Regions from separate parts of the Homo sapiens genome. Here region 1 is linked to region 2. A link is an interaction called in ENCODE POLR2A ChIA-PET data of the cell type or tissue named here. Cell type or tissue: MCF 10A. All regions are shown on one strand. Links, peaks and the distances in the headings refer to the core of each region. The heading gives the core; the rest is flanking DNA.

What was found. ChIA-PET counts read pairs that join two places held together with the same protein. Peaks named below come from ENCODE experiments on the same cell type or tissue, not always from the same donor. Only the 100,000 strongest peaks of a DNase experiment are listed, where the experiment ranks them.
Region 1: POLR2A ChIA-PET joins it to region 2 with 5 read pairs; 3 of 35 experiments call an interaction of 5 or more read pairs at or near these places.

What each region holds. Positions count from the first base shown.
Region 1 is chr12:42,719,714-42,732,436 of GRCh38, reverse strand. No RefSeq gene overlaps it. Among named protein-coding and RNA genes, the nearest start is that of LINC02450, 34 kb to the right of the region's middle. In MCF 10A, for the core only: no CTCF peak of the experiment used is centred there; a DNase peak (open chromatin) is centred at 6,436.
Region 2 is chr12:42,611,302-42,624,024 of GRCh38, reverse strand. LINC02402 (long intergenic non-protein coding RNA 2402) reads left to right here. Exons shown (of 6, transcript NR_110042.1): 6 at 8,063-8,522. Among named protein-coding and RNA genes, the nearest start is that of PRICKLE1, 28 kb to the right of the region's middle. RefSeq lists a silencer at 12,212-12,412. In MCF 10A, for the core only: no CTCF peak of the experiment used is centred there; no DNase peak of the experiment used is centred there.

The DNA.
Region 1 (12,723 bases), core at 3,140-11,139, 110 kb before region 2:
TACATCGAGCAGAGTAAACTCATAATTAATGTATGTTAAGTGAACATATGTATGAATTCTACTCTTAGGCCTAGCCATGCTGGCCTGTGTGAGCCTTGAGATACTCTGCTGAAGGTATTCATGGGGAAACAGTGGGAGGTTGTTCAGGCCAATCATCAAGTATCTGCCTCATGCCTATAAGCCTGTGTTTCTCAAAGTTTAGTGTGCATAGGAGTCACCTGTGGACACTATTAAACTCTATTCATGGTTTTCACCACAGCCAATACTGGATTATAAGCAACATGGGTAGGGGCTAAGAATCTGCATTTTCGTTGAGCTGTCCCAGATGTTTCTGATGTAGGATGTTGAGGACCACACATTGAGAAATGCTCTCTGAAGTGTCCATTTCCTGAGATGGCATTTAAGACTTACTCTTTTCTCGCATAGTGAGATGAGACAATCTGGTTGGGGAGATGAGACAGTAAGCTGTTATAGAGCAGTGCAAGGCATATTCAAGGGTTAAAATGACACAGGAATGCAAGAGTACTTTGGGAATGCATACAAGGAGAAGTCTAGATGGGCTCTGGGGCTGCAGTTGACTCTTGAGCTTGAAAATAAGAGGGAGAAAGGCCATTCCCCTACTGGGCCAGAAAACTAGAACTAAAAAAGCATCCCCTGTCTATCACGCCACTTGACTGAGCAGTGAGTTACCTACCAGTACTGTTGATATTCTCGACATCTCAGAAAAAATATATCCTGGTATGGATTTTGTAAGACAGCACAGGGGTAAAGATTCCGTAAATCTCAAGGGAAGGCAAACATTTTTAGGAGCCCACTAAGGTCATGGTGAGCCTCACTTTCTGCCCAGTATCTTTTGTTAGACCACTGTGTTCAGTTCTAAAGAATAACTTCATGGATGAGACACACAGTTTAAAGGGGTTTTGAGTAGAATGGGGCATAAAAAAGTAGTGGATGAAGAATAAGGAAGCTGGAGTCCCTGTTTGTCACAAGCTTTGTGACCTTGGGCAAATCCCTAATGTACATGATTTTCATGATTATGCATTGAGTGTACACCTAGGGTAAGTATTTTTCTGTATGTAAAAAAAATGCATTCAATAAAAAGAAAAGGGGAAAAAATAGAAAAGAGAAAAATGTATCCTGATTTCAGAAGTTTGAGCTCTTCCCATGGCATGACCCGCCCAACGGAGGCACAGCTAATGGTGTTTCCGGAGAAATTCGTTGATGACATTCTTTAAAAACATAAATGAGAATGCAAAACAACTTTGAAAAATTCCATTTCTTTTTTTAAGCTTGCTTTCAAGGGCTGGATGAATGTGGGAGACACGGAATCAGAATGGATACTTAAGAATTACATAAAGAGAAGATGACAGATTTGAGGGGGAGAAGTTAACAAGCTCTTACTTCATTAGAAGAAAAACTGTCAGTTCAATTAGTATTTATTTCATTTCTGCAGGAGGTAGGACACCGCCATATGTAATCAAAATACCGAAGAGGATTTATTTCATGCATTAAATAAATTCAAGCTAATTAGCAATCATGTTCACTTCCTTCCAAAACTGTACCATACTATGGCTCATAACAAAATATGTCATATTCCACAATTGGAAAGTCCCTTAGCTCCAAGAATTCTGTTGCCACCCAAACTCAACACTTTTACTTACAGGAAAAATTATTTTAAAATTATATTTAAAATGTGTTCTCTGTGTCTAATCATTTTACTTCATTTTGTACACCCACTTAAAATTTGAATCATGACTAGGAAGAGGGTGGTCTTTCTCACTCTGCAGTTTTTTAGTAGGTTATTTTAAAGATATTTACGCTGTATAAAATAAAAAGGAAATAGACAATGCTGACAGTTTGCCTGGTCAATGTGAAATGTTGGCATAATTCCACTCTCGGCTCTGCAGGATTCTAAAAAGATGAGCTCATGTATTTAGTGTAGGATTTAACCTTCACTTCTGTCCCCTCAGGGATTCTTCCATTCATGGAGTTCCTTCTGAAATCGGGACAGAAGATGAGTTTGTGCAACAATACCTAAGAATGTATGCGGTGAAGTGGGTGGTATTGAATAATCAGCTTGTTAGGTATTCTCAGGCTTGTACAAAAGCTGGTTAGGTCTGGCTTGAGGGAATATTAGGTTAAAACAGGCCAGTTTAGACAACTTCATGTAGTTGCTCTGTAACATAAAAATAATGTCCATCTCCTTGCTGGATGCTCAAAGGGTAGAGGGGAAACAAGTGAATTTGCTACTCTGTGTGTGATTTCAATCAACAAGGAAGAACTGGTGATATGGAAGCTACTAAAACCTTGGAAGAGATAGTGTTAGCTTCAAGTTGAACAAAAACAAAGAAAGAGAGAATAGATACATGTGTGTTCTCTTAGACTCTAGATAGAATATTTTAAAATCAGAGAAAAGAGCCTATGGAAGATGCAACTATAAAAAGAAACACATCTCAAGAAACTCTAAAAATTACAATCTCTACTAAAAAAAAATTCCTGAGCAATCTTTAGGTAAAGAAGAACTGAATTAAAGACTGTGATTGCACAGGCTGCTTGTTTATGAGTTTCAATTTTAGAAGAACTTGAACACAAGCAGTCCAACCAGCTCCACAGCCTGGCTCCCGCTTGCCCTGCCAGAATGCCTCCTCCATATCCTGCACCCTCACAACACAGCTAAGAGCTTTTACTTATCGAGCATTTACTATGAGTCAGGGCAAGTTGTTAACTGCTTTTAAATATCATTTAATCCTCACCATGACTCTGCAAAGTAAGTACTGTTATCTCTAATCTAAAGATCAGACAACTGAGGTTCAGAAAGATTAGGTACATTGCCTTATATCACGCAGCTAATGAGCAGCAGAGCTGGAATTCCTATAAATAGGTTTATATTGTATAAATAACTTATAAGGATGGTGTAATGAACAGACGGGAAGATGACATAACATTAGCCGAGGACAACAATAATAATGAAAATTAAGACTCCGTGTCTGGCTGCAGTGGCTTACAACTTTAATCCCAGCACTCTGGGAGGCTGAAGCAGGAGGATTGCTCATGGGACCAGTTTGAGACCAGTCTGGGCAACATAGTAAGACCCCATCTCCACCAAAAATTTAAAAATTAGCCAGGTGTGGTGACCCATGCCTAAAGTCCCAACTACTCAGGAGGCTAAAGTGGGAGGATCACTTGAGCCCCAGAGTTTAAGACCACAGTGAGCCAAGATCACAACACTGCACTCCAGTCTGGGTGGCAGAGTAAGACCCTGTCGCTAAAAAAGAAAAAAAAAAAAAACTTAACGTGCACTTAGTCTAAATATTTCACCTCTACAGTTATTTCTCTATATCTGTTTTCTCTATGTTCCCAGTAACCCTATGCAGTAGGAAATTTTATTACCCCATTTTGCACAGGGGAAAACAGATTAAATAACCTACCTAATGTTACACAGCAGGATTTTGAGCCCATGCTCTTAAACAGTAGGTTATAATGCCTTGTAAAAAGAGGCAGTATTGGCTGATTCCTCTTTAACTTCAATTAGTCATTCAGCAAACATTTCTTAACCACCTGCTGGGAGTCCAGCACGTTTTTAAGCACTGGAGACGCAACAGAGAGCAAAACGAACAACACAGACAACTGAAACGTCCTGCTTCCACAGAACTTAAATTCTGGTGGGAGAGTCAGATGAAAAACAAGATGGTATAAAATGTGAGGTACATTAGATAGTGATAAGTAGTGCTAAGGAGAAAAAGCAGAGAAGGAAATAGAAAGTATGCATAGGAGAATGAAATTTTAGAGAAAGTATCTGCAAAAGTCTTCACTAAAACTTTTGAATAAACACCTGAAGGGAGTGAGGCCATGAGCCACGTGGGTATCTGGACAAAGGACATTTTGAGCATGGGAATGGCAAGTGCAAATGTCCTGAGGCAAAAGCCTATCTGGTGAACTCAGGAAAGCAGTGTGACTAAAACAGAAGGAGGAAACGTGATGGAAGAGGAGGTCAGAGAGTAACTTGGGATAGAAGTAACAGGGAGCCAGATCATTTAAGGCTTTGTAGGTCATGCATAGGGCATTGGCTTTTATCTGAGCAATCTGGAAAAGCATTGCAGTATTATGAGTAGAGGAATGACATGATATGGCCTATGTATTGGAAAGATTACACTAGCTGCTGTGTGGAAAACAGATAACAGAGCAAAGGTGAAAGCAGGGAGACCAGTTAGGAAGCTATTACAAATATCCAATGAGAGATGATGGTGGTTCACCTAAGATGGTAGCCATGGAGGAGATGAGTGACCTGATTTGGGACATATCTTAAAGCTAGAGCCAATAGGATTTGTTGATAGTGTGAGACAAAAGATGAATCAATTAACTCCAAGGTTTGGGGGCTAATCAACTAAAAGAATGGAATTGCCATCTTAGAGATAAAGAAGACCATGGGAGTAGCAGTTTCTTTGAGAGGAGAGATGGATATCAGTTGTTCAGTTTGATCTTGTTCAATTTGTGATGCCTATTTGATATCCAAGTAGAAATTCTGATTAGGCAATGGGGGTATGAAGTACAAGTCTGAAATTCTATGGAGTGTCCAGGCTGAAGATAGATATAAATTTGGGAATTATCAACATGAAAATGTTACTTGAAGCCATGAGGCTGGATAAGATCATTTAGGGAGAGACAGAAAGAGAAGAAGACCAAGAATGAACACTGGGGTGTTCCAATATTTAGAGGTTAGAGTTAAGGAAGAACCAGTAGAGGAGACATCACTTTGCAAAAAGGTTAATGGAAACCAGAAGAGTGTGGTGTCCTTGAAGCTAAATGAAAAAATATTCCAAGGAAGAGAGATCAACCTACTACGTTAAATGCCTCTAACAGGCCAAGGAGAGGAAGACTGATAATTTGATCACTGTTTTTGAAAATGTGGTTGTCGCTGGTGACCTTAACAAGAGCAGTAGAGTAGAGAGGTGAAAGACTGACCACAGTCATGGAGACCTCAAGTGCAGACAATACATTTGATAAATTTTCCTATGACAGAAAATAGAAAAACAGAGCAACTGAAGAGGGAAATAAGGTCTATAGAGACCTGTGTTGAAGAGGAAAGAAATAATGCCTAAATTCTGGTAGGAATGATCCAATGCAAAGGCATTATTTGGTGATAAAAAGGAGCAGAGAGAATCCTGGCAGCAGTGCCCTTGAGTAGGCAAAAGCAATGAGATTCAGTGCCCGAGTGGAGGAATACAAGCCAAAGAGAAGGTACAGCATGTAGATAGAGATGTACATGGGTGACTAGGTGTGCTGAGAGGAACTTGTGGAGGTTTTCTTGCCATGGCTCCAATTTCTTTGGTGGATTGGAAAGCAAGGTCATCAGTTGAAACTCAGTGAGGGAGGAGACGTTAAAGCTCTGAAGAGAAGAAAGAGGAAATTAAATCATTGTCTAGGCAAACAGAAAATTATATGCAAAGGAAATACAGTCAAGCTGATGGGAGGAATCATGGTTCACTTGAGGTTACTGATCACGAATTTGAAGTGTGAACAGGCAGCACAGTTTTTTTTTTTCTTAGCTGTGTCTGAAAGGGGTAAAAGAGGGCCAAAATCTAGTCTGTGTCTCATGCCCAGAGAAGACACCTTTTCTTAATTCATCCACCCAGAAGGGTTGCCTCTGGTGTTTGACTGGTGGAGACACTAGATTGAAGGTCCTGGGAGTGTTGAAAGATTGTTGGAGCTAGGCTGCTGCAAGAAGTGGGCTATAAAGATGAAAAACATGATCTAGGAGCTGAATGTTTGAAATTAAGATTCTGGCAAGGTTCAAGTTAAGCATAAGCACAAGATCCACTGGTGTAAGACCATGTGAAAGTTTCAGAACCAAAATGGAGTTACTAGTGTTTAAAAGAAAAAAAGCTCTTTTGCTCCCTCTATCACCATGTGATACCCTGGCTCCTGCCTTCACCTTCCACCATGACTGTAAGCTCCCTGAGGCCTCGCCAGAAGCTGAGCAGATGCTAGCGCCATGCTTCCTGTACAGCCTACAGACACCCTCTGGAGGAAAAACCAGCTGAAAAATTTGAAAGGCCTAATTTGTGGCTGCATCACCCATATTAATTCATCCTTATGGAAAGACTGTGCAGGCACTGCTCTAAGAGTTAGGATTCAGTTTTCAAGGAGCCAATAGTGGGCAAAGAAATACCAATCTAATGTCAACTAATGGCAAATGAATGAAGTCTAAGATTCCTGAACATGCTTGACATTTCCTAAACCACACATTTTGGTTCTCTATGATCTATGATACAGGGATATATAGTTGTTTCATGAAAGGCTGTGGGGCTTCTCTTTTGTAACCACCAGTCAGCATCCCAAGGAGGCAGCCCTGCTGACAGATGCCAGGTGTGAACCATAAGGAGCAAAGACAGATGATTTGTCTGAAACTTAAGCATGCCCAGCCTTAGATCTTTCCATTCAAAGTTTACAGTCCAAAAGCCTGACTCACTAAGGCACTGAACCAAAGAAAATAAAGACGGCAAGTGTGGATATTTTCTATGAAGTTTTATCCCTTGCCCTTCTTTCCTCCTCACTGAACACCTCAGTCTTAAGGAACTATTTTCAATTCCCCAAAACATGTTCTAGGACTCTGTGTCTGCGCCACACGTATTTGTGAAGTTATGCCCTGCAGGAAGACAGGGGTTTAAGTGGATCTGCAAAACAGCCAAGGAGTCAGGGAATTCCCTTTCCAAGTCAAAAAAAGGGGTGACAGACAGCAACTGGAAATTCGGGTCACTCTCACCCTAATACTGTGCTTTTGCAATGGTCTTAGCAAACAGCACACCAGGAGATTATATCCCGCGCCTGGCTCAGAGGGTCCTACGCCCATGGAGCCTCGCTCATTGCTAGCACAGCAGTCTGAGATCAAACTACAAGGCAGCAGTGAAGCTGGGGGAGGGGCACCCGCCATTGCCAAGGCTTCAGTAGGTAAACAAAGCGGCCCAGAAGCTCGAACTGGGTGGAGCCCACCACAGCTCAAGGAGGCCTGCCTGCCTCTGTAGACTCCACCTCTGGGGGTAGGGCATAGCCAAACAACAGGCAGCAGAAACCTCTGCAGACTTAAATGTCCCTGTCTGACAGCTTTGAAGAGAGTAGTGGATCTCCCAGCATGCAGCTGGAGATCTGAGAATGGACAGACTGCCTCCTCAAGTGGGTCCCTGACCCCCGAGTAGCCTAACTGGGAGGCACACCCCAGTAGGAGCAGACTGACACCTCACACGGCCAGGTACTCATCAGAGACAAAACTTCCAGAGGAACGATCAGGCAGCAACATTTGCTGTTCACCAATATCTGCTGTTCTGCAGCCTCTGCTGCTGATACCCAGGCAAACAGGGTCTGGACTAGACCTCCAGCGAACTCCAACAGACCTGCAGCTGAGGGTCCTGACTGTTAGAAGGAAAACTAACAAACAGAAAGGACATCCACACCAAAACCCCATCGGTATGTCACCATCGTCAAAGACCAAAGGTAGATAAAACCACAAAGATGGGGGAAAAACAGAGCAGAAAAGCTGGAAACTCTAAAAATCAGAGCACCTCTCCTCCTCCAAAGGAACGCAGCTCCTCACCAGCAACGGAACAAAGCTGGACAGAGAATGACTTTGACAAGTCGAGAGAAGAAGGCTTCAGACAATTGAACTACTCTGAGCTAAAGGAAGAAGTTCGAACCCACGGCAAAGAAGTGAAAAACCTTGAAAACAAATTAGACAAATGGCTAACTAGAATAATCAATGTAGAGAAGTCCTTAAAGGACCTGATGGAGCTGAAAACCATGGCACGAGAGCTACATGATGAATGCACAAGCCTCAGTAGCCGAGTCCATCAAGTGGAAGAAGGGGTTTCAGTGATGGAAGATCAAATGAGTGAAATGAAGCAAGAAGTTTAGAGAAAAAAGAATAAAAAGAAACAAACAAAGCCTCCAAGAAATATGGGACTATGTGAAAAGACCAAATCTACTTCTGATTGGTGTATCTGAAAGTGACAGTGAGAATGGAACCAAGTTGGAAAACACTCTGCAGGATATTATCCAGCAGAACTTCCCCAATCTAGCAAGGCAGGCCAACATTCAAATTCAGGAAATACAGAGAATGCCACAAAGATACTCCTCGAGAAGAGCAACTCCAAGACACATAATTGTCAGATTCACCAAAGTTGAAATGGAGGAAAAAATGTTAAGGGCAGCCAGAGAGAAAGGTCAGGTTACCCACAAAGGGAAGCCCATCAGACTAACAGCTGATCTCTCAGCAGAAACTCTACAAGCCAGAAGAGAGTGGGGGCCAATATTCAACATTCTTAAAGAATTTTCAACCCAGAATTTCATATCCAGCCAAATTAAGCTTCATAAGTGAAGGAGAAATAAAATACTTTACAGACAAGCAAATGCTGAGAGATTTTGTCACCACCAGGCCTGCCCTAAAAGAGCTCCTGAAGGAAGCACTAAACATGGAAAGAAACAACTGGTACCAGCCACTGCAAAAACATGCCAAATTGTGAAGACCACTGAGGCTAGGAAGAAACTGCATCAACTAAGCAAAATAACCAGCTGACATCATAATGACTGGATCAAATTCACACATAACAATATTAACCTTAAATGTAAATGGGCTAAATGCTCCAATTAAAAGACACAGACTGGCAAATTGGATAAAGAGTCAAGACCCATCAGTGTGCTGTATTCAGGAAACCCATCTCATGGGCAGAGACACACATAGGTCAAAATAAAGGGATGGAGGAAGATCTACCTAGCAAATGGAAAACAAAAAAAGGCAGGGGTTGCAATCCTAGTCTCTGATAAAACAGACTTTAAACCAACAAAGATCAAAAGAGACAAAGAAGGCCATTACATAATGGTAAAGGGATCAATTCAACAAGAAGAGCTAACTATCCTAAATATATATGCACCCAATACAGGAGCACCCAGATTCATAAAGCAAGTCCTTAGTGACCTACAAAGAGACTTAGACCCCCACACATCATAATAATGGGAGACTTTGACACCCCACTGTCAACATTAGATCAATAAGACAGAAAGTTAACAATGATATCCAGGAACTGAACTCAGCTCTGCACCAAGCGGACCTAATAGACATCTACAGAACTCTCCACCCCAAATCAATAGAATATACATTCTTTTCAGCACCACACCACACCTATTCCAAAACTGACCACATAGTTGGAAGTAAAGCACTCCTCAGCAAATGTAAAAGAACAGAAATTAAAACAAACTGTCTCTCAGACCACAGTGCAATCAAACTAGAACTCAGGATTAAGAAGCTCACTCAAAACTGCTCAACTACATGGAAACTGAACAACCTGCTCCTGAATGACTACTGGGTAAATAACAAAATGAAGGCAGCAATAAAGATGTTCTTTGAAACCAATGAGAACAAAGACACAACATACCAGAATCTCTGGGACACATTCAAAGTAGTATGTACAGGGAAATTTATAGCATCAAATGGCCACAAGAGAAAGCAGGAAAGATCTAAAATTGACACCCTAACATCACAATTAAAAGAACTAGAGAAGCAAGAGCAAACACATTCAAAAGCTAGCAGAAGGCAAGAAATAACTAAGATCAGAGCAGAACTGAAGGAAATGGAGAAAAAAAAAACCCTTCAAAAAATCCATGAATCCAGCAGCTGGTTTTTGAAAAGATCAACAAAATTGATAGACCACTAGCAAGACTAATAAAGAAAAAAAGAGAGAAGAATCAAATAGATGCAATAAAAAATGATAAAGGGGATATCACCACCAATCCCACAGAAATACAAACTACCATCAGAGAATACTATAAACACCTCTATGCAAACAAACTAGAAAATCTAGAAGAAATGGATAAATTCCTGGACACATACACCCTCCCAAGACTAAACCAGGAAGAAGTTGAATCTCTGAATAGACCAATAATAGGCTCTGAAATTGAGGCAATAATTAATAGCTTACCAACCAAAAAGAGTCCAGGACCAGATGGACTCACAGCCAAATTCTACCAGAGGTACAAGGAAGAACTGGTACCATTCCTTCTGAAACTATTCCAATCAATAGAAAGAGAGGGAATCCTCCCTAACTCATTTTATGAGGCCAGCATCATCCTGATAACAAAGCCTGGCAGAGACACACAAAAAAGAGAATTTTAGACCAATATCCTTGATGAACATCGATGCAAAAATCCTCAATAACATACTGGCAAAACGAATCCAGCAGCACATCAAAAAGCTTATCCACCATGATCAAGTGGGCTTCATCCCTGGGATGCAAGGCTGGTTCAACACATGCAAATCAATAAATGTAATCCAGCATATAAACAGAACCAATGACAAAAACCATACAATTGTCTCAATAGATGCAGAAAAGGCCTTTGACAAAATTCAACAACTCTTCATGCTAAAAACTCTCACTAAATTAGGTATTGATGGGACATATTTCAAAATAATAAGAGCTATCTATGACAAAACCACAGCCAATATCATACTGAATGGACAAAAACTGGAAGTGTTCCCTTTGAAAACTGGCACAAGACAGGGATGCCCTCTCTCACCACTCCTATTCAACATAGTGTTGGAAGTTCTGGCCAGGGCAATTAGGCAGGAGAAGGAAATAAAGGGTATTCAATTAGGAAAAGAGGAAGTCAAATTGTCCCTGCTTGCAGATGACATGATTGTATATCTAGAAAACCCCACTGTCTCACCCCAAAATCTCCTTAAGCTGATAGGCAACTTCAGCAAAGTCTCAGGATACAAAATCAATGTGCAAAAATCACAAGCATTCTTATACACCAATAACAGACAGAGAGCCAAATCATGAGTGAACTCCCATTCACAATTGCTTCAAAGAGAATAAAATACATAGGAATCCAACTTACAAGGGATGTGAAGGACCTCTTCAAGGAGAACTACAAAACACTGCTCAATGAAATAAAAGAGGATACAAACAAATGGAAGAACATTCCATGCTCATGGATAGGAAGAATCAATATTGTGAAAATGGCCATACTGCCCAAGGTAATTTATAGATTCAATGCCATCCCCATCAAGCTACCAATGACTTTCTTCACAGAATTGGAAAAAACTAAAGTTCATATGGAATCAAAAAAGAGCCCGCATCGCCAAGTCAATCCTAAGCCAAAAGAACAAAGCTGGAGGCATCACACTACCTGACTTCAAACTATACTACAAGGCTACAGTAACCAAAACAGAGATATAGATCAATGGAACAGAACAGAGCCCTCAGAAATAATGCCGCATATCTACAACTATCTGATCTCTGACAAACCTGACAAAAACAAGCAATGGGGAAAGGATTCCCTATTTAATAAATGGTGCTGGGAAAACTGGCTAGCCATATGTAGAAAGCTGAAACTGGACCCCTTTCTTAAACCTTATACAAAAATTAATTCAAGATGGATTGAAGACTTACATGTTAGACCTAAAACCATAAAAACCCTAGAAGAAAACCTAGGCAATACCATTCAGGACATAGGCATGGGCAAGGATTTCATGTCTGAAACACCAAAAGCAATGGCAACAAAAGCCAAAATTGACAAATGGGATCTAATTAAACTAAACAGCTTCTGCACAGCAAAAGAAACTACCATCAGAGTGAACAGGCAACCTATAGAATGGGAGAAAATTTTTGCAATCTACTCATCTGACAAAGGGCTAATATCCAGAATCTACAATGAACTCAAACAAATTTACAAGAAAAAAACAAACAACCCCATCAAAAGTGGGCAAAGGACATGAACAGACACTTCCCAAAAGAAGACATTTATGCAGCCAAAAGACACATGAAAAAATGCTCATCATCACTGGCCATCAGAGAAATGTAAATCAAAACCACAATGAGATACCATCTCACACCAGCTAGAATTGTGATCATTAAAAAATAAAATAAAATAAAATAAAGAATTGTGATCATTAAAAAGTCAGGAAACAACAGGTGCTAGAGAGGATGTGGAGAAATAGGAACACTTTTACACTGTTGGTGGGACTGTAAACTAGTTCAACCATTGTGGAAGTCAGTGTGGTGATTCCTCAGGGATCTAGAACTAGAAATACCATTTGACCCAGCCATCCCATTACTGGGTATATACCCAAAGGACTATAAATCATGCTGCTATAAAGACACATGCACACATATGTTTATTGTGGCACTATTCACAATAGCAAAGACTTGGAACCTAGCCTAATGTCCAACAATGATAGACTGGATTAAGAAAATGTGGCACATATACACCATGGAATCCTATGCAGCCATAAAAAAGGATGAGTTCATGTCCTTTGTAGGGACATGGATGAAGCTGGAAACCATCATTCTCAGCAAACCATCTCAGGGACAAAAAAACAAACACCACATATTCTCACTCATAGATGGGAATTGAGCAATGAGAACACATGGACACAAGAAGGGGAACATCACACACCGGGGCCTATTGTGGGGTTGGGGGAGTGGGGAGGGATAGCATTAGGAGATATACCTAATGTTAAATGACGAGTTAATGGGTGCAGCACACCAACATGGCACATGTATACATATGTAACAAACCTGCACATTGTGCACCTGTACCCTAAAACTTAAAGTATAATAAAAAAATATATATATGCATAATTAGATTAATGCAGACGAATATGCAGTTTCATTCCATGCTGTAATATATTCTATGCATTGTGCATACCTTTACATGCATTGTCAATATTTCTGA
Region 2 (12,723 bases), core at 2,393-10,392:
TTTTTTTTTCTTTTAATCGGCAGTAAGTATTCTTTAAAGACTGTGGTAAAATCAGAAAAAGTCCTAACAGGTCTGCTTGTGCCCTGGAAGTGAGGGATGGGGCACTTTCTAGGAAAAGTTTTAGAAAACTGTTTAGAGACCACTTATCTAGACCAGTTGCTTCATTTTTCAATTGAGGATATTGAAGCCCAGAGAGGTTAGATAATTTGCTGAAAGTCACTAAGTCCAAAGTTAGTTAGTTTTCATGAGCTTCAGTCTAAATGAACACTATATTTGCAAGTTACTTCTTTTGCACCAGGCAGAGTAAAGATTCTGGTTCCAGAAGTAAGACCATCGTTTAGATTTCATGTGATGTAAACTACCCTGCCTGCAGACTCCAAGGGTCATGAAATTTCTTGAATATTACAAATCCAGGCTCCAGGTGAAGAATGCCGTTTCTTAGTTTTCTGATCTAACAACTAAAATTTGGCAAACCAGCTAATGGTATGATGTGTGTTTCCTCTACCTTCTGAAGGGAATCAAAATATTTTTCCCCAAAATATATTTCTTTGACATATTTTGGAATGACAACCAGAGAACCAGCAAAATGAGGTAACACCCTCGAAACCTGTCTTTTGCTGGGAAAATTGTAACCGCCCAATGGGTTCACCTTGCCCGCTGCCTAGACAGAGCTGATTTATCAAGACAGGGGAATTGCCATGGAGAAAGAGTAATTCACGCAGAGCCATCTGTGTAGAAGACCAGAGTCTTATTATTACTCAAATCTGTCTCCCCAAGCATTCAGGGATCAAAGTTTTTAAAGATAATTTGGTGGGTTGGAGCTTGGGAAGTGGGGAGTACTGATCGGTCAGGTTGAAGATGGAATCATGGGGGTCATGGTGAGTTTTTCTGTCTTCTGTTCCTGGGTGGGATGGCAGAACTGATTGAGCCAGATTACCAGTGTGTGTGGTATCAGCTGATCCATCCAGGGCAGGGTCTGCAAAATATCTCAAGCACTGATCTTAGGTTTTACAACACTGATGTTATCCCCAGGAACAATTTGGGGCGGTTCAGACTCTTGGAGCCAGAGGTTGCATGACCCCTAAACTGTAATTTCTAATCTTGTAGCTAGTTTATTAGTCCTGCAAAGTCAGACTGGTCCCCAGGCAAGAAGGGGGTCTTTTCGGGAAAGGGCTGTTATCAATTTTGTTTCAGAGTCAAATCATGAACCGAATTCCTTTCCAAAGTTACTGCGGCCTACGCGCAGGAATGAACAGGGACAGCTTAAAGGTTAGAAGCAAGATGGAGTGGGTTAGGTTTGATTTCTTTCACTGTCATAATTTCCTCAGCTATAATTTTGCAAAGGCAGTCAAATGTTGCATCTATAGATAATCCGCATTGATGCAGCCAGGCCTTCCCTTGTCCACGTCCAGCAAAGATTAACTGAGAGTCCGACATCTCGAAAGGCCTAAGGAAACAGTTACTAGTTCGTCTATCTGAGGGCTGCTACCCATGAGGTGTCATTTACATAACAAGACCACCTTTGCTAGCCAAGTCTCTTCTCTTCCTCCCATAACCTGTCTTGCCACTAAAACCTGACTTACACCATATGCTGTTTTTGGCCATGCACAAATCCCCCATTCTCTCTGTAACCTCAAGATGGTATAGAAGTTTCTGCGACCCACTAGGGGATTGGGTCTTCATTCTGAAGTCTCCCCATCTACAGCATACACATTAATAAATTAGCATGCCTTTCTCCAATTAGCCTGCCTTTTGTGAGTTGACTTCTTTTTTTCAGCAAACCTATCCCTTTGCTCCTAGAGTTTGGCTTAGTTGGTAGGGTCAAAATTCCATTCTTCTGGAAGCTACAGATAAGAGAATCTAGGACCTGATCCATGGGCAAAAGGGTAAGAATTTCTTACAGCCAGGCTCCCAGGATCTCTCTCTGTACAATCCAGTCAAGTGGATGGCAAAAATCACTGTTGCCTCTGCAAAATTCTGATTAATGGGAGAAGAAGACTTATGTGACTAGTCTTGGTGCAGTGACTCTAGCGTACTATTTGGTACTTTGTGATACAAATATTCATATTGTTTGATATCTTTCCTCCCAGAAATAGTCCTTTCCTTTGACTTTGGCTGTCATAAAGAGGGGCACTGGTTGAGGCTCCCTCTGTTTTTGTTCCATGTCCCTGAGAGTTTGACTTGTGACCAAATGGAAGCACTCTCTCTTGGTCTCTGCCATCCAGGGCACATGATTTTCAGATCACATTAGGTGGTCAGCCTGAAAATGACCTGGAACCCAAGATTTTCATTCCGAACGTATGATGCTTTTGGGATAGTTTGTCTTGAGATGTTCCAACCCTACAGGACTTATGTCATTTCCATTCTTGTTGCCTGGTTAGTGCCAGAAAAGTCCAATTCCAGGAAGGCATATGGGGTGTCTCAGATTAGCAGGTCTGTGACTGGTGTCCCCTTATAAATTTGTGGGTTACTAGAGGCAAACACCATCCTTAAACATCTGTCACAACAAATGCCTTTCGCTGTCTTAGCCTAATCCTGGTGTCAGAGGCAACTCCATCTTGAATAGGGGCTAGGTAAAGTAAAGCTAAGACATGCTGGGCTGCATTCCCAAATGGCTAGGCATTCTAAGTCACAGGATGAGGTAGGAGGTCGGCACAAAATACACAAGGTCATAAAGACTCTGTGGATAAAACAGGTTGCAGTAAAGAAGCCAGCCCACCAAAACCAAGATGGCAACAAGCGTGTCCTCTGGCTGTCCTCACTGGTTGTCCTCACTCCCACCAGCGTCACGACAGTTTACAAATGCCATGGCAATGTCAGAAAGTTACCCTATATGGTCTAAAAATAGAAGGCATGAATATTCCTCCCCTTGTTTAGCATATAATCAAGAAATGACCACCAGCAGCCGTCGAGGCTGCTCTATGGAATAGCCATTTTCTTTTCTTTTTTTTTTTTTTTTGAGACAGAGTCTCACTCTGTCGCCCAGGCTGGAGTGCAGTGGCATGATCTCGGCTCACTGCAACCTCTGCCTCCCAGGTTCAAGCTATTCTGCCTCAGCCTCCCTAATAGCTGGGACTACAGGTGTATGCCACAATGCCTGGCTAATTTTTGTATTTTTATTAGAGACGGGGTTTCACCTTATTGGCCAGGCTGGTCTCGAACTCCTGACCTCGTGATCCACCCGCCTCGGCCTCCCAAAGTGCTGAGATTACAGGCATGAGCCACCACGCCCGGCCGGAATAGCCATTCTTTTATTCCTTTACTTTCCTTTACTAATAAACTTCCTTTCACTTTACTCCATGGACTCGCCCTGAATTCTTTCTTGGGCAAGATTCAAGGACTCCCTCTTGGGGTCTGAATCCAGACCCCTTTCTGGTAACATTGGGAGTGGATTTTTTTTTTTTTTTTTTTTTGGGTGGGGGCAGTCTTTGGGTTTGCTTCTTCTATGCCCTCTCCAGGAAGCACCTTTTTTTCTAAACTTGGAAAATTACATCCTGGGCTTTCCGTAAAAAGGCAATTGGATTGAGTTGCTATTGGAATAATTTCCACTGGAAATTCTAGTTGTCAATGGCCAGAAGATGGATACTTTAAATTAGACTCCTAAGTTTAAAACAAACAAACAAACAAACAAACAAACAAAAACAGAGCTCTCTTATTCTAAATAATTGATGGGAAAATCAAATTAAAAGAAAGACACATAATACTGTCATGACCAACCTTAGAAATTCTCGTGATCAAATTAAATAGTAAAACTCTGACCTAAAACAAAGTTAAAATCCTGCTCTAACTGCTCTAACTGCCTACTTTGGATCCCTGCAGGATTAACAATGAGGGCTGCTTCGCTTTGTAATCCAAAAGTTAAAACGTTCCCCAAAAGCAAGAAACTATTAACTATTAGACTACCACACAGCTTGGATTAGATTTCCAGTAAGGAAATCCGTCCTTTTCGGTTTGTTTGTGTGACTTTTTGGGATGCCCATTCACCTCTCTGGAATCACCTCATGCATCCTTGGTTAAGTCATATTCTTGGTTCACTTGGGAGGATGTCTTTGGTAAAAAAATAATAATAATAATAAAATAAAAATTCAAAAGCCAGAAATATCGGCTGTTTTTCCCAGCTAAAATCTGAGAATAAGGCCAGGTGCAGTGCCTCACTCCTGTAATCCCAGCACTCGGGAGGCCAAGGTGGGTGGATCACCTGAGGTCAGGAGTTCGAGACCAGCCTAGCCAACACGGTGAAACTCTGTCTCTACTAAAAATACAAAACTTAGCTGGGCATGGTGGTGCATGACTGTACTACTACTCAGCTACTCAGCTGTACATGACTGTACTACTACCCAGCTACTCAGGAGGCTGAGGCAGGAGAATTACTTGAGCCGAGATCATGCCACTGCACTCCAGCCTGGGCGACAGAGTGAGACTCCATCTCAGAAAAATAAATAAATAAATAAATAAATAAATAAATAAATAATCTGATAATAAGAGATTTTAAGATAATTTTTTAAAGGCTCTATGGTTAACAGTTCACTTAATTAAAAGCTAATATTCAAACTACTTATATGTATAGGTATATTTTAAAGGACTTTTGGTATATGTTAAAGGACTTTTGGCTTTTTCCCGTTTGTATTCTGTTTTTAAAATTTTTTTCTCAATTGACCAACATTTTTTTTTAAGTATGTGCCTGGTCCCTCTGCTCACTTCCTTTCTTAAGAATTGTTCTCCCATTTACTTTTACTGCTCCCTGTTCTTTCTTTCCCTTTGCCATCTTTGGTACCACATGAAAAGATCTATGGGGACATCTAATGACTCAGATCCCTTATGGAACACAGAAAAAAGCATCGCTCACCCCATTTTAGGGTCTCCTGTCTTCCTGTAGAGTCTAAAGAGTTGTGGACAGATTCCTCTCAGCTCTAAAACTATGCGCTCTTTTGTATTTTATCACCTGATCTCTTGGGCTTTTGGGAGTAGCAGAGATTATTTTTTACTGAGAGGACACTTGCCCTTTGTGTCTATGATGACTGCAAGTCCCTGGCAAGAGCTACAGTTTTAGAGGTGACTGACAGCAGTCATTTACAATAAATGATTATTACGACAGGGGGCTAGTTATTTTTTTCATGTTTAAATAAGAAAGGCACAATCTAAACACTTAGAGAAATGTCTCTGTAGCACAGTGCACTGTGGAAGCATTGCATGGCCCTGCCCATGGTGTTTTCCTCTTTTGGGGGACCCACGATTCAGTTCAAGGGTGAGATCATTGGTTTTTAAAGGGTTAAATGTTCTGTCTTCCAACTACAACTGCTTTTCATGTATTTAAAATATCAGGCCCTAAAAATTGCAAATGCACTGTTGGCCCTGTTCCTTAATGGGCTCTGCCATGAGCTCAGTGATCTAGTTAGAAAACAGAACTAAATTAACAGCTATCTGCTGAAATGAAATTGTTCTCTTTATACAATTCTATGGTAAATTCCTATCATTTTGTGTTACCTTGGCTTCTTTCTTTCTTTCTTTCTTTCTTTCTTTTTTGTTTTTTGCTTTTAGTAGAGATAGGTTTTCACCATGTTGGTCAGGCTTGTCTCAAACTCCTGACCTAAAGTGATCCACCCTCCTCAGCCTCCCAAAGTGCGAGGATTACAAGCATGAGCCACTGTATCTGGTCTACCTTGGCATTCATTTTTAATCTTCCTCTAACACAAACAAACTCCTTATTGAAAAAGCTTAAATTATCTCTATGTATATGCTTTGAGATATAAATTGCTATCTGGTTTTCTCTAAAACTCAATAAGCGTTTCTCAGGATAAACCTTAAAGTTTTCCATTTATAAAGGCACAGTTTTCCTCCCGCTGTCCCTTTAAATTAGTGAGTTTTACTATTCTCATGGCTAAAATTCTAAAATCAAAACTATAAAGCCTTTATTGATGTCTGTCTATGGTTTTCTGTGTTCATGTGTATTGTCTGTTTGTATACTATCTATATGGTACCAAATTGATTTATAAATAAATGAGCACTCATAAATTAGGTAAATAAGCTTAAATGTTGTTTAAGTTCGTATGATTTTAGTAATCTTTGGCAAATAGTTTGTTAAATTGTAAATAAAAACATCTTTAGAATATAATTTAGACAATTTTGCCTGGGTCTATTGGTCAGACAGGTTTATACTGTCCTGATAAATGTTTTAAGGTCATAAAACTGTTGCTTCTATGTTATTTTTAATACTTGAATAATTTGTCTGTGAGCTTACATCTTTGGATTTGAGCCTTTAGATTCTGAAGTCTAGATAAGTGACCATAGTGGGGTGTGGGGACAACACTTAGGCCCTTTCCTCCCTTGCTCAGCTGTGCCTCTTGGCCATGCTGAGAGGGGTTATATCCTCTAAGCATTGTCTTCACAGCTCTGTTTTTTGTCCTGGACATTACATCTCGTACATGATTAAAATTGCTTACTGCTGAGGCTTTTCATAAAAAATAAGGATTATTAAGAGTAAACATTTAATTAATATATGTAATTAAAACTATTAGATATAAGAGAAACAATTCCATATGTAAAGTATATAAAGAAAGTAGGAAGGACTTTTGGTTGAAAAGAAAAGTTATAAAAAGGCATGAGAATGTGGTTTTTGTTACAGGGAAAGTAACGAAATTTACTTGGCTTCTAAAAGTTGGTTTTAGCTTTTAAAAGTTGGATTATATTAAAGAAATTTAAAAATCGATAAACTAAATGGATATAAAAAGTTGGAAAAAATGAGAAAAATTGTAAGAGGTTATAAAATATTTATAAAAATCTTATGGTTAAAACTGATTGAGATTGGATATATTTGCTTACAAGTTTTTATTAAAATTAGCATGAACATTAATTATACACTAACACAAAGGTAGAATTTGGATTTCTTTTTTGAATAAGATTTTTGTATAGTATTAATAAGAGACAGAAAAATATTTTTGTTTAACTTTTCATTAGACTACAAGAAAAAGAGAGGGGAGAGAGGGAGAGACAGATTTTTGTTTCCCTTATGGTGTTTTTGTCAGGTTTTATAATTGGGAAACTGAGTGTCCTCTCTGTTGAAGAGTAAAATGTTTTGCTTTTTAAAATGTTTTCATTATCACTTAGCTAAATTAATGACTATTATTTTATAATGATCTGTGATCCTATTTTGAGCAAGCGTTTTAAACTTTTGATATTTGACAAACTTTCCTAAATCAACGTTTCAAATTCTAAACTCAGTTTTTTTAACCTCAGACTAACTTTATTTATATTACGCCCCCTGGAAGTTCAAACGAGCTATATTAGGATTATTTAGTATGTTAAAATCATACAGGAAGCATTGTCAAATATGAAATGGTGTTTAACTTTCTTTGCATTGTATTTGTGTAAATGCATTATTAATATATATTCCAAAATTATGAGATTTCTAAAATTCTGATATATTTTAGTATATGTTAATAATAATTATGATTATTATGTTAAATTATTGCATGTCATAGAAATAACCAAATGTCCTTGTCAAATGTCATTAGCCATAGTTATTCTAAGATTTTTGTCATCCACAGACAATTATTGTTTTACTATGATTCTTCTCAAAAAGTGGTTTATAATCAGCTACAGTATAAAATTGCTTCTTTAAGAAAATGTGTGGAAAAGGCTCTGACAAGTACTCTTATTCAGGTTTCTGATAGCTTTAGAGATTATACCATTGGAATAAATAAAAACTTCCAGCATTCATGAGAATTGCTGGCCCAACATCAGGCAAAACAAGAATTAATTACATGGGACTGAACTAACAGAGGACTAAAATGATGTTTTATGATTTCTTTTGTTTGAAACACTGCTTTTTTTTTTAACGTTTTGTCTTCCAGGGTCAAGAAAACTTTTTCTTTTGAGCTATTCAAGCTTACAACAAATTGGGTAAAGTATATTTTGTGAGCAAAACCTGAAGCTTTTATATTTCTCTCTAACTCATTTCTCCAGAATTTGGAAACTATATTTTTAATTTATAGCAATATAGTTATTTGCATAAATTCAATAAAGATCTGTTGTATTTATGTTTGTTTGTTTGTTTCTCTAACAGGACACAATTGGAGATACTGGTTACTTTACAAAGCATTTAACTGGAATGGCATATTTTCCATAATGACCAGACTGCTTTGAGGAATTAAGGTTGACTTATAAAGCTCAAAAAAAGCTTCTTGGAAAGGCTGGTCTGGTATGTTGTCTGCAAGGTTCCTTTACAAGTTCCCTGACCTTTGGTAACTAAGGAATGTCACTTTCTGACAGTCCCAGGAACCTCAAATTATTTGAGCACTTTGAGGAAAGAGGAACTCACCCAATTCATACAGATATTGCAATAGTCTGATGGCAAATCCTTGGCATGGCTTCTAGCCTTGAGGCTTTTAAAAGTCTAATCTGAGATTCCTTATGAAAAAGTTCCAGCAAAGTCAGTCTTAAAAGAGTTTATATGCAGCCTGAATGACATAGTAAGAATCCCATCTCTAAAAGAAGAAGAAAAATAAATAAAAATAAAAAAGCCTATATAGCCAATCACAATTCTTGCTGCACTTTATGCAAATAACCAGGCCAAGTATAATAAGACTAAAACTTATCTTGAAAATACATTTGTCCTACTGTAATTTGTCTTTGGTAGAAATAGAGGACCGTAGAAATAAAAATTATGTTCCAAAAGAAAACTAGAGTATACCTGTTATGAGATTCCAGCTGTGTCCATTATTTTTGAGTTTTTATTATATGCCTACACTTTGGATTGAATTCTGAATTTTTTTCTGGCCACACGTCTCCAAACTAATATTTCCAAATGCTTCTTTCGTTTTCCTGACTTGGAATCACTAGACACTAAAACTGTGCTTTTCTTAAAGCCTTGCAAACTGAAGCTAAGCAACTTAAATGAACTTCAGGAGAAATCCAAGCAACTTTTATAAATCATCTTCTCACCTCCTGATGTATGGACTACTCAGAAAGTTTACTTGAACACTTAATTCAAACTACAATCCAGAAAAATCTGTCAGATTGCCATTGCAATTTGAAGATGCTTCAGAGACTCTAGAAAAATTAGTCTATAGAGTACTCCAGATATTAACCTTTTTCTTCTTTTTCCATAGAAATGCCTCTTATTAAAGATCTGTTTGCCTACATCATATGTAGAGGCCTATCCTATCTGCAATGCCACCTCTTAGAATGGGACACAGCCATTTAACTAAACTGATCTATTCTCAGGGCTAAGAGGCTGATTAAAGAAGATATGGGTTGATATATTTAAAGTCGTTCTTTTGTGTTTATCCCAATTTGTCTCCACTCCTTTGTCTAGCAACATCTAGCCCAAATCCCTCCAGTGGGATCAACTTGGTTTTTAATATGTGAAAATTTTTTAACGTTTCAAAGTGGAGTCTGAAGGAAAGAAAAATATTTTTCCTCAAAATACACTTCTTTGACATATTTTTGAGATGGCTACCAGAGAGCCAGCAAAATGAAGTAGCACCCTCCAAACCTGTGGTTTGTGGAGAAAATTTGCATCTGTAGAAAATCTGCATTGATGCAGCCAGACACTCCCTCATCCAGACCCAGCAAACATTAACTGAGAGTCTGACATCTTTAAAGGACTGGGCGGGGGAGAAATTTACCATTTAATCTCACTGAGGACTGCTACCTCTGAGGTTCCATTTACATAATAAGATCACTTTTGCTAGCCAAGTCTCCTGTTCTCTCCTTCCCATAACCTGTCTTGCCACTAAAACCCAATTTACCATCACAACTTGTTTTTGGCCATGCACCAAGTCCCCATTCTTTCTGTCATCTTGAGATGGCATATAAGCTTCTGCACCCCAGTGGGGAGTTGGGTCTTCATTCTGAAGTGTTCCCATCTACAATGTAAACATTAATGATAAATTAGCATACTCTTTCTCCAATTAGCCTGCCTTTTGTGGAGTGATTTGAACCTTCTGAGGACAAAGAGGAAGTTTTCCTTTTACCCTTGCACTTCTTTACAGCTTCCTTGACCAGGCCCTTGCTTACACACCCAGGATCTCAGCCTCATCTCATTTTGCAGCACATTGATGTTCCTGTCTTCCCCCAGTCCTCCTCTTCGCCATACAAAGTTGTGCCACACATGTTCTGCATCTGTCAGAATGACCTGCAGCTACACACTCCAAAATACTTACACACACAGTATCTCCTGAGGATGTACATAGGTTCACTCTCTCTCTCTCTCTCACACACACACACACACACCACACACACACACACACACACACACACACACACCACTCAGCTCTTACTATCCTAGGACTCTCGGTCGGGTCTTTGACAAGCCAAGCCTCCCCTTGCTTGCTGTGTCTTTCCCCCTCCTCTAGGCTCTGCCAGGCATGACTCATTTGCCACTTTACTCCATCCCATGGTTCCTGTAGATGGCAGGGGGAAGTGGGATCATTGGCCGTGAGTACCAAATGATCTATTATTATGGAAAATTCTTTTCCAGATGAAACTCCTTGGCCATCTGGCAAAATGTGTAATGAGGGGAAACCAAAAGGAGAAGGAAAAACCCATGAAACATTTGCTCATTTCAGGTTGGGAAGGAAGATAAAAACAGAATATGGTCTACTCAAATGCATCTACTAACACAAAGCATAAGACAGAGCAGCCTATATTAGTGAAAGAAGCATCTGTATTTCACCCCTGTGCACATAATAGTTATTATTGGTTTAGAGATGGGGTCTCGCTATATTGCCCAGGCTGGATTTGAAGTCCTGGGCTCAGCCTCAAGCTTCCATCTCAGCCTCCCACCTCAGTCTCCCAAGTAGCTGGGACTACAGGCATGCACCACCATACCTGGCTGATAATATTTATTTATTTTTTTTTTTTGAGACAGAGTTTTGCTTTGTTGCCCAGGCTGGAGTGCAGTGGTGCAATCTCGGCTTACTGCAACCTCCGCCTCCCAGATTCAAGCGATTCTCTTGCCTCAGTCTCCCGAGTAGCTGGGATTACAGGCATACACCATCACGCCCAGCTAATTTTTTGTATTTTCAGTAGAGACAAGGTTTCACCATGTTGGCCAGGCTGGTCTCAAACTCCTGACCTCAAGTGATCCACCTGCCTCAGCCTCCCAAAGTTCTGGGATTATACGCGTGAGCCACAGTGCCTCGCCTGGCTCATAATATTTAAATTGTAGATTTGAAACTAACTTTTGCCAGGAGAAACTTGTGAGAGGCAATATTTTTAATGGTGTTAGTTGGGGAGAACATTTGCATTTTTGCCTGATACAATGTGTGAATAACATTTATTTGCCTTGCTCTTCCTAAGTAAAAGTAAAAACCATTCTGTGATTTTTGTTTATGTTAATTTATGAAAAACATTTTAATGTCAAAAATAAAAAATTATCTAACATTTCCATTTTATGCCCATATTCTGAATATGTACTCTCCCTGATTTTTAAATATTCTACTCATGTAACCTGAAATCAGAACAGCAAGTCCCAAGGACAGAGTTAGAATCATAATATATTCCTTCTCTTATAAAGCTATAGATCAGCCACAGTGAAGATTTGTCCACTTTATTTCCAACTGAGACAGAATTTTGGCATGAGACAGAGAAAGAATGTGCTTTATGAGAAACAGACAATGCTGACTTTTCCTCAACTTGGCTCTGACAAGCAGAAAGTTATTTTCCAGTAATGAAAGTACAAGAATATTTCTGTTTGGATAATAATCATATTTGAATTAGTCACATGAAAATGGGATATGAATTATCCATGTCAAAAGGGGAAAAGAGAGTGGTGATTATCAAAACACTTTCAAGGTCCTCTTAGTTTTCCTGGTATGCAAAAAGATGCCAGTATGCAAATTTCAAAACATCTTAATCAGCCTTTCAAGAATAAATCATTCCTGAGTCCTTAGATCCCTAGGGAGGGGCCCAAGACTCAGCATTTTATCTGCCTAAGAAGACCAAGATCTTTCTGTTGGGTGCCCATTCCCATATGTGAAACTTTCAACTTTGACTCTGCCTTTTAGATCCTTGTTTCTTTCCTGATTGTAGCTACATCGTGCTCTTTATTATTTGCAGTCCTTGGCTCTGGTCTCCCACCTCTTGCACACGCCACAAATTTCCCCTCAAGGAATGAGTCTATGACTGTGAAAGAAAAAAAGAAGAAAACCTCCCATTTCCCAGCTTGGTGAGGAACTGTGTGTTTACACTTTTCCCTCTTCCCCTCTGTATCTTCATCTGCTTCTTGGAGTGGTGACAATGCCAACTGCAACACTGACTCGACAAATGCAGACTAGTGAAGATTCTTTTGATTAGAAGCAACAGAAGAAAACTTCACACTTGCTAGAGCCAAAAAAACAAGGTAGGAGAAGGAGATTTATCATAAAGATACAGAGGTGATTCATATAACCCAAGAACAGGAAGACAGCGAGGCCTCAGGAAGACTAGAACAGGGAGGGAAGAGGGGTGAAAGCTTTCTCCATGTCTCCTCACAACCCTTCACTTCATCCTTCTTAATGTGATGATACTTGTCCACCCAGTGAATATGAAATGGCTGCCCATAATTCCAAAGTTTCAGTCTCACAGAGAGACAGAGCTTCCTTAGAAACCCAGGGGAAAAAAAAAAAGTTCTAATTGGCCCAGGTGCACACCGTTGACCTAATCAGCCGTGGCCAGGGAGGGAAGGATCAGATTCCCATACTGAGAGGTGACAGCGTGCTGGCATCCCTCACAGCCCTTGCT